Linked DNA regions of Homo sapiens: region 1 is linked to region 2. A link is a loop called in an ENCODE intact Hi-C map of the cell type or tissue named here. Cell type or tissue: heart left ventricle. All regions are shown on one strand.

Evidence for each region. Peaks named below come from ENCODE experiments on the same cell type or tissue, not always from the same donor. Only the 100,000 strongest peaks of a DNase experiment are listed, where the experiment ranks them.
Region 1: it touches region 2 in a loop (3-fold over the local background); 4 of 110 quality-filtered maps call a loop at or near these places.

What each region holds. Positions count from the first base shown.
Region 1 is chr7:141,280,259-141,284,258 of GRCh38, reverse strand. All of the region lies in intron 2 of TMEM178B (transmembrane protein 178B), which reads right to left. Among named protein-coding and RNA genes, the nearest start is that of TMEM178B, 210 kb to the right of the region's middle. In heart left ventricle, no CTCF peak of the experiment used is centred here; no DNase peak of the experiment used is centred here; H3K4me3 peaks cover 1,147 bases; H3K27ac peaks cover 1,724 bases.
Region 2 is chr7:141,365,664-141,369,663 of GRCh38, reverse strand. All of the region lies in intron 2 of TMEM178B (transmembrane protein 178B), which reads right to left. It overlaps LOC124901760 (a long non-coding RNA gene), which reads right to left and starts at 2,529. Exons shown (of 2, transcript XR_007060563.1): 1 at 2,471-2,529; 2 at 421-873. In heart left ventricle, no CTCF peak of the experiment used is centred here; no DNase peak of the experiment used is centred here; H3K27ac peaks cover 2,749 bases.

The DNA of each region.
Region 1 (4,000 bases), 85 kb after region 2:
GAACCTTAAGAGGAAACTGAACATCTCTAACCTCTGGAGACAGGCTCAACTCCCGAATCGCGTGGCATGTTGACTACCAACAGCTAAGCTCTACTCACTGCAGGACTTTGAGAGTTGCTTGTTTCCTTAAGCCTGTGTTGTTCATTTGCTGTGAGGATCAACCATGTAGAAATGCATTGCACTGTGCCCAGAACACCAAGCCTTAATAAGTAGCAGCAACAGCCATGCAGCAGGCATTCTTGCATGATTCGGCTGAAGGAGGTCGGGTTCAGCTCAACATAACAGTTCTGCTGAGTTATTATTCTGTCTTCAATAAATCAACAATTGCCACTTTTCAATAATCAGATTCTGCTGCCAGGTCCCTCTCAGCTCAACACTTGGGATCATTCTGGAGCATTCCAGATAAGTCCTTTCACACTTAGAAAGAGGATCTAGCACTAGAAATTTTTTCAGTATCAAGATCATTCTGGTCCCAGAGAAAACGTTTTTGCCAAAAAATAAGTGTATATTAACCAACTGTCATGCGGTCCTCCCCTCACCCCTGACTCCAGTGATAGATGGTAAGAAAGCTTATGTGCTGAGAAGTAGAGGGTCAAAGAGCTTATGCTGTGGCTGCCTCAGGAAGAACAACAGGAAATCTCAACAAACACTTCAAACATTTGTCTTTGCAATAAGACACGTGAAAAGTGAAACATACAAAATTAAAAGGTGAAGAATAAGAAAAAAAGATTTCTAGAGAAATGCACACTTAAAAGCAAATCAGAGTCCATCCAGGGGGAATGCCATCCCCTTGCTGCAGGACACAGGATGGTAAATGTTTAAGAAGGAAGCCACTGCTGGGACTCCCATATTCCTCTGGTGCACTTGAAATTCACCGTCTGCTTCCCCAGTCTGGAAGACTGATATCTTCATTCCCACTGGTCACTCTCAGCTTGGGCTAAAGCACATTTGCTGGATTCCTGGGGCCAGAGGCAAAGGCAACCACAGGAGGAAGAAGTTGGTTGAATGTTACAGCCAGAGAGCACGTTAGAGGCATTTTGAACCAACCTCCCTTTGCTGACAAATAAGCTGAGAGCCAGTGCATTTGGGAAAGAGCTGAGTCTATGCTCTTAGGACACAGCCAGGCCTGCCCAGTTGGGATGGTGACATCCATGGAACCAGACTTGTGACCAACTGGCCTTCAAGTTCTTCAGTGCCAAAACGGGGATAGTAATAGTCCCTCCCTCATAGATTAGAGGAAGCATTATTAGGTTGGTACAATTACTTTTGTACCAACCTAATAGATGAGATAGTTTGCAAACTAGACTCAGCACAGTGTCTGGCACCACCTAAGCATTCAATAAATTATATCTATCATTATACCTAGAATTTTTCATTATTATTTCCTGTCCTTCTTTTTCATCCCAATGCAGTTGGGGAGAAAGAATGAAAAATGAAAATATTTTGAGATTGTTATCTGCCATTCCTGCATCTTCAAGTGTTCATTTGCTGAATAGGCTGTGCCTTGATTACAGTCCTATGTGGGTTTGAATTTACATTCACAAGTATGTTTGAATTTCACTAGCATTCCTCTCCAGGGACTCATACTAAGTCAATACCTCTCATGCGATAAGGCTTAAATTGGTGTTGTAAACTACCATTTGGACTCCGTAAAAGAATTACAAATGGAGTGATCATTAATGAATTTCCCAATTATTCTCCCCTATTCCAGATTTATCAGGCATTGCCTCTTCAAAGTTGTTCTTCACCCTCAGGGATATGGTGTGATAATAATGAGCAAAAGAGATAAAAAAGGAAAGCCCTACTGATTATAGGCAGGTGGCTTAATTCTACAATTCATTCCTTATAGTTGAGCCCTATCTTAGCGTCTTCTCTTCCATCCTCTCTCCAACCACTGCAGTCTGTTTCTCCAATCCACCAGTGGATGCTTCAAAACTGTTCTCCCCAAGGGCAGGGTTACAGAAGCCTCACAATTGGCAAACCCGTAACTTGCAAACCCAGGGGTATTTTTCAGGCCTTATGAATATTTCCTTCTTTGCATTTTCTCTGTTGGCAACGGATTTTCCTCCTATTTCCCTGGCCACTCCATCTAGGTCTAGAGTGCCTCTTGTTCTGCTCTACCTTCTAAACACCTCTTCTTTCGACCAGTTTTTCATCCCCAGTGCCCTGGCCTGGTTCACACCTGTAGCACTGTTCACCCAAACCACTGCCATAGCTGTCAAACAGGTTTCCCTGTCAATCTCACACAACTACCAATACAATCCCTACTCTACCAGCAAAATGGTCATTCAAAACAAAAAGCAAATCCAATCACATCACTCTCTTACCTAATTTTTTTTTCACCTCCAGAATAACATCCAGACAGTTCCAGGTATACACAAATCCACTCTTGACTGGGCCCCCAGGCCTGCCTGCCACTTGGCCTGCCGCTTTCCTGTGCTCTCCTCTCATTCACTTGCACCTCCACAATGTCGTGTCCCTCCCTTTGCACACATGCTGTTCCCTCTGCTGAAAGTATCTCCCCCCACTAGAAAACTCTGACCCATCGTTGGAGACTTGGCTCCAGGGTGACTCTTCTACGAAATAGCTGACTCCCCAGAAAGAGGTCTCTGTGTTCCTCACCGGTAGCACACAGGACAAACAGGAACCCTCCCATTACCAGGGTGCATTTGCTTCTCCACCTTCACACTAGACAGAAAGCTCCAGGGACCGTGTCTTAATGGACTTCATGTTCCCAGTATCACGCCCTGCAGTCCTTGGTCCCTGCCAGACAGACAACGCACGTTCGCTGCTCAGTCCTCAACTAGAGACTAGATAAATGACTGGAAGGTAGACAAGTGTTCCTTCAAAAGGATATTTTTAAACCCCAGAAAAGAAAAGATGACAAAAATCCCTGTCTGCTCATGTGAGTGGTGTTCTGTGAGGCTTTCAGGAGGAAAAAAAAAATCTATCTTGTGGGTCTCACTGATGGCACCAGAAGAGCAAGCCTATCCCTGAGGCACTATTTAAATTCCACTCCGTGATTTTCTTTTTAATTCATTTTTATTCTAGGTGCAGCCCTGCAGCTATTTTAAAACTGAGACTTAAAATAAACTAATACTAATAGCTGGAGTTATCACAGGCTCTCCGGTAACAGGGTGCCTTGAATCCAAAAAAAAAAGGCCCTTCACAGAATTTTGACAAACCACAATATCCCTTCCCAGGAGAGGGTGCAGAGCAAAGAGAACAAGGGGGCTCCGTCATCAAAAGATTGTGCTTCACCTTGCAAAAGCATTCATCCCTAGATTCCCTGAAATAGTTCACTTTGTACATTAAACCATTCGTTTTCAAAATATTAACTGCCTGAAGGAAAGACCAGAATGCTTTGCAGGAAAACAGGAAAAAACAAGAAAGAGAAGCAGCCTCCAACTGTGGCCAGCAGGCCACCTGTGTCATTCCCCCGAGACCCAGGGTCTGGGCACAAATGCCAGTTCCAGGTCTCACCCCAGACCCGTGGAATCAGAACCTCTGCTAGGAGGAAAAAAGTGTCATTTAAATGTATGTTTTCTGGAAAGCAACTCCATGCTAAAGAAAGCTGCCCCAGAAAATGGAGTTTTGTTAGTGGTGCTGTATTAGTCCGTTTTCACTGCTGATAAAGACACACTTGAGACTGGGTAATTTTTAAAGAAAAATGGGTTTAACAGACTCACAGTTCCACGTGGCTGGGGAGGCCTCACAATCATGCTGGAAGGTGAAAGGCACGTCTCACACAGCAGCAGGCAAGATAGAATGAGAACCAAGGGAAAGGGGTTTCCCCTTATAGAATGATCAAATCTCATGAGACTTATACACTACCACGAGAACAGTATGGGGGAAACCACCCCCATGATTCTGTTATCTCCCACGGGTCCATCCCACAACACGTAGGAATTATGGGAGCTACAATTCAAGATGAGATTTGGCTGGGGACACAGCCAAACTATATCAGGTGCCCAGAGACACAGGCCTGCTTCTGACCTGT
Region 2 (4,000 bases):
CCTGGGCTCACAGCCAGTCTGCAGAGAGCAAGCTCCATTAGGAACGCGGGGTGGAGGTGCTTCCCTGCTCGGCATTCTTGCTCAGGGAAAAAGCAAAACACCTTCCTTTGAATTTTCCACTTTGCTCAGACATACAAACAAGGAAGCACACAGGAGGCCAGCCATTTTAAACAGCTGGAGAAGCCCAGAAACCCTGCAAGGAGTTGCTGCTTTGAGAGAAAGGCAGAGCCAAAGAGATCAACAGAATTTTACCTTCTCTATGGTGATATTTATTTTCTTTCTCCTCTACATAAACACACACACATACACACACACACACACACACACACACACACACACACACACACGTCGGCGCGGAGAGACAGAGAGAAAGAGAGATGAGACTGGAAAAGAATAATAATGAGAGGAAATTATACTAGGTAGTATCACTTAAGAAACTACATCTTTATTAATTCAACAAATACAAACAAATACTGAATATTTGTACCTTATGGGGAATGGGTGGGTCCACTGGGGAAAGAAATACCAGAGGAACAGTTGAGAAGCCCAGTTGAGGCTGAAGGGATGTTTACTTCTTTCCATGGCTTGCAAACCTCTTCTACTGACAAGTCTACTGGGAAAGGGGGGTGAGCAAGAGCCCCATACTTTGTTCTTAGAGTGGGCCCCATCTACAGGAGGGGCCCACGGCCCACATGTCAGTCTTTCCCACCAAGTCAAACACTCACTAACAACCCCTTCCTTGAGAATTTTTCTTTGTTCAGACTCAGATGTAAGGGAGCAAAGCAGGAGCGGCATGGTCCTCTAGTGAGAGACCCAGTTGAAGAGACAACCACACAGAGGGGATCCGGGAATGTTTTCATACCATTGGAAATTCTGAAGTAAAAAAGGAATTTTTCAGCAATCTAACAATATGTATCAAGAGCCTCACCTATATGCCTCTTTTACTTCCAGGATTTCTATGATAACCAGATATGCATCAACATTTATCCACAATAATGTTCAGTGCACAGATCCATCGGGAAAAATCAACACAAAAGAAATGTACACACTGAGCATGGATAAGAAGCCCCCTGTAGTAGAATTGTATTCAGTCTTTATGTTTCATATTCTTGAAGTACTTTTAACAGTGCAAAATTTTTGTGATATAATGTTACATTAAAAAATGGAATCCCAAGTATATAGGCATAGAACCTGTTCATGTAAAAATCCAATGAGGTGTACACTTATGATAAATACACTTTATGCACTTTATACCTTACAGCTCAGAGAAGTTTAAAACATGCAAAATAGTATGATATCAGTTCAGAAGAGTGACTAGCAGGGTTTCAGATCATTTTTCCTTTTTGAAGCAGAGTCTCACTCTATCGCCCAGGCTGGAGTGCAGTGGCACAATCTTGGCTCACTGCAACCTCCACCCCCCAGGTTCAAGCAATTCTCCCACCTCAGCCTCCTGAGTAGCTGAGATTACAGGCACACACTACCATGCCCTGCTGATTTTTGTATTGTTAGTGCAGATGGGGTTTCACCATGTTGGCCAGGCTGGTCTTGAACTCCTGACCTTAAGTGATCTGCCCACTTTGGCCTCCCAAAGTGCTGGGATTACAGGCGTGAGCTACTGTGCCTGGCCCCTTTTTGTATTTTTCAACATGTGCCTGCTCTTCCAGAATAAGCATGGCCTCTGCCTCCTTCTCTTGGGTCTTGGGCCTTTCAGCCTTTATGCTCTCCAGCTCCCAAGTCCTGTCTTCAGAGCTTCAGACGCTCCAAGGTCGACCTGCTCTAAAGGTCTTTGCATTCGTGCTTTCCTCTGCTTGGAACCCCATCCTCTCCACCTTCCCTTGGTTAACCACCTCTCAGCTCTCAGCTCAAGGTCCCTGTCCCATAGGAAACCCCTCAGTCTCCTCCCTCTGCTTCCCAAGAGAGGAGGTCGGGTTATACTCCACAGTGTTCAGCATAGCCTGAAATTATACCTTGTTTCTATAATTATTTGTGTATTGACCAATAAGATCTTGCAGTTTTAAGAAAATGTTTTATCTCACATTATACTCCCAGGACCCAGCATCATGCCTGGGTCCTAACAGGAGCTCAAAGGGTAATTGTCAGCTGGGCGCAGTGGCTTATGCCAGCACTTTGGGAGGCCAAGGCAGGCAGATCACATGAGGTCTGGAGTTCCAGACCAGCCTGGCTAACAGGGCGAAACCCCATCTCTACTAAAAATACAAAAATTAGCCAGGTGTAGTGGCACATGCCTGTAATCCCAGGTACTCAAGAGGCTGAGGCACAAGAATCGCTTGAGCTTGAACCCAGGAGGCAGAGGTTACAGTGAATCGAGATCATGTCACTGCACTCAAGCCTGGGTAACAGAATGAGATTTAGTCTCAAAAGAAAAAAAAAAAAGGTAATTGCTGAACCAGTGAATGGAGTACCTTCCCACCCTGTTATCAAATAATTGGTTTGTAAAAGAAATTCCTACCTTTCGAGAAGGACAGAAAGAGTCCCTTCCTCCCTCTGCTGGTCCACTGGGCTGGTGCTGTCTTCACAGGCCCTGGCCACCCACCCCTGCCCCCCCCACCCCTCCCCCCTGCTGTCATGTGGCTCCCCCTGAATGGCAGCAGCACAATCCCTCAACAAACAACGGAGGGACATAAATAAGCAGCTGTCCATCAAGGAGCAGCTCCACCACCCAGACCCTCCACATTCAATTTAGCATCAGCAGTCTCCTTTAGGGAGCCAGGAGATTGAATAGTTTTCAGGTCCATAAAACAGATTATAAACTGTCACAGAAGAGTTGCAGGGTATACTGTGGGCCGGAGAGCCTGAGCAGCCCCTAGAATGAAATTAACCAGAGGTTAGCCAAGGAGCCCATCCAAATCGGATGAAGGAAAGGACGTGAGTGGGAGAGGGGAGGGACATCTACATTCTGGAAAGGAAGCAGAAGTGAAGAAGAAAAGCAGAAGGAAAATGGGGCAGAAAAGTAGAGAGGGAAATGGCCGTTAAAGAAAAGTTATAGAAAACTAAACAAAATGGCCCCATAAAGAGGATAAGAAGAAATCCAAAGACAGACAAGAAAGGGCAGCTGGGAAGACAAAGAGGTCGAAATGCCAAGAATGCAAAGAAGCCCCTCCCCAAAGCAAATGATCCCTGAGCACATACAGACCAGACATGCACGTTTTTAAACCTTCAGAAACAAAGAGGCCTTAAACACAAGGAAATGTATCCTTTGGTCTAACAGGCAACCAAGTCAGGGAGTCAGCATGGATTTGAAAAGCAAAATTCCTTGAAACAAATTTGTCGTGACCCTTGCATAGCGTTTATTTTCTTTGGGAGGGAAAACAAAACATTCATTTCCCTTTCGAGCCAGAAGTCACAGACATGCTTTCAGGAGAGGGAGTGGTCAGGAGAGGAAAAATGAGAAGTGTGTCAAAGGATCCCATCAGCAGGCTCTTTGGTCTCCAGGGATCCAGTAAACAGGTTATTAATAATAAATGCTACAAGCTTTTATTTTTATGATAGCTCCAAAGGAACGCACATGCTCAGCAGTCATCATCTCTGACCTTACCACATCCCTTCCAGGGTGAGAACAAGCACTAATACAGCCATAAAGGCGCTCTATGCTTTATAGAAACGTTTCTCCCAACATTATTGCATTTGATCTGCTCCAAGAGATGGGAGAGGCAGACAAAAGATGGAAGTGACATTCTGAGGGTTAAACGACTTGCCTGAGATCACTGTTGCAGGGTGAATTGTATCCCCAAAAAAGATACACTGAAGTCCTAATTCCTAGAACCTGTGACGGTGACCTTATTTGGAAAGAGGTAATTAGGATGTCAGGTAATTTTTGTAGAGGTAATTAGGATGTCAGGTAAGACGAGGTCATACTAGAGTTGTGTAGGCCCTTAATCCAATATGACTGGTATCTTTATAAGAAGACAAGAGACACAGACAGACACCTGCAGACAGAATGTCATGTGAAGACACGGGCACACAGTGAGCAGACAGCCAT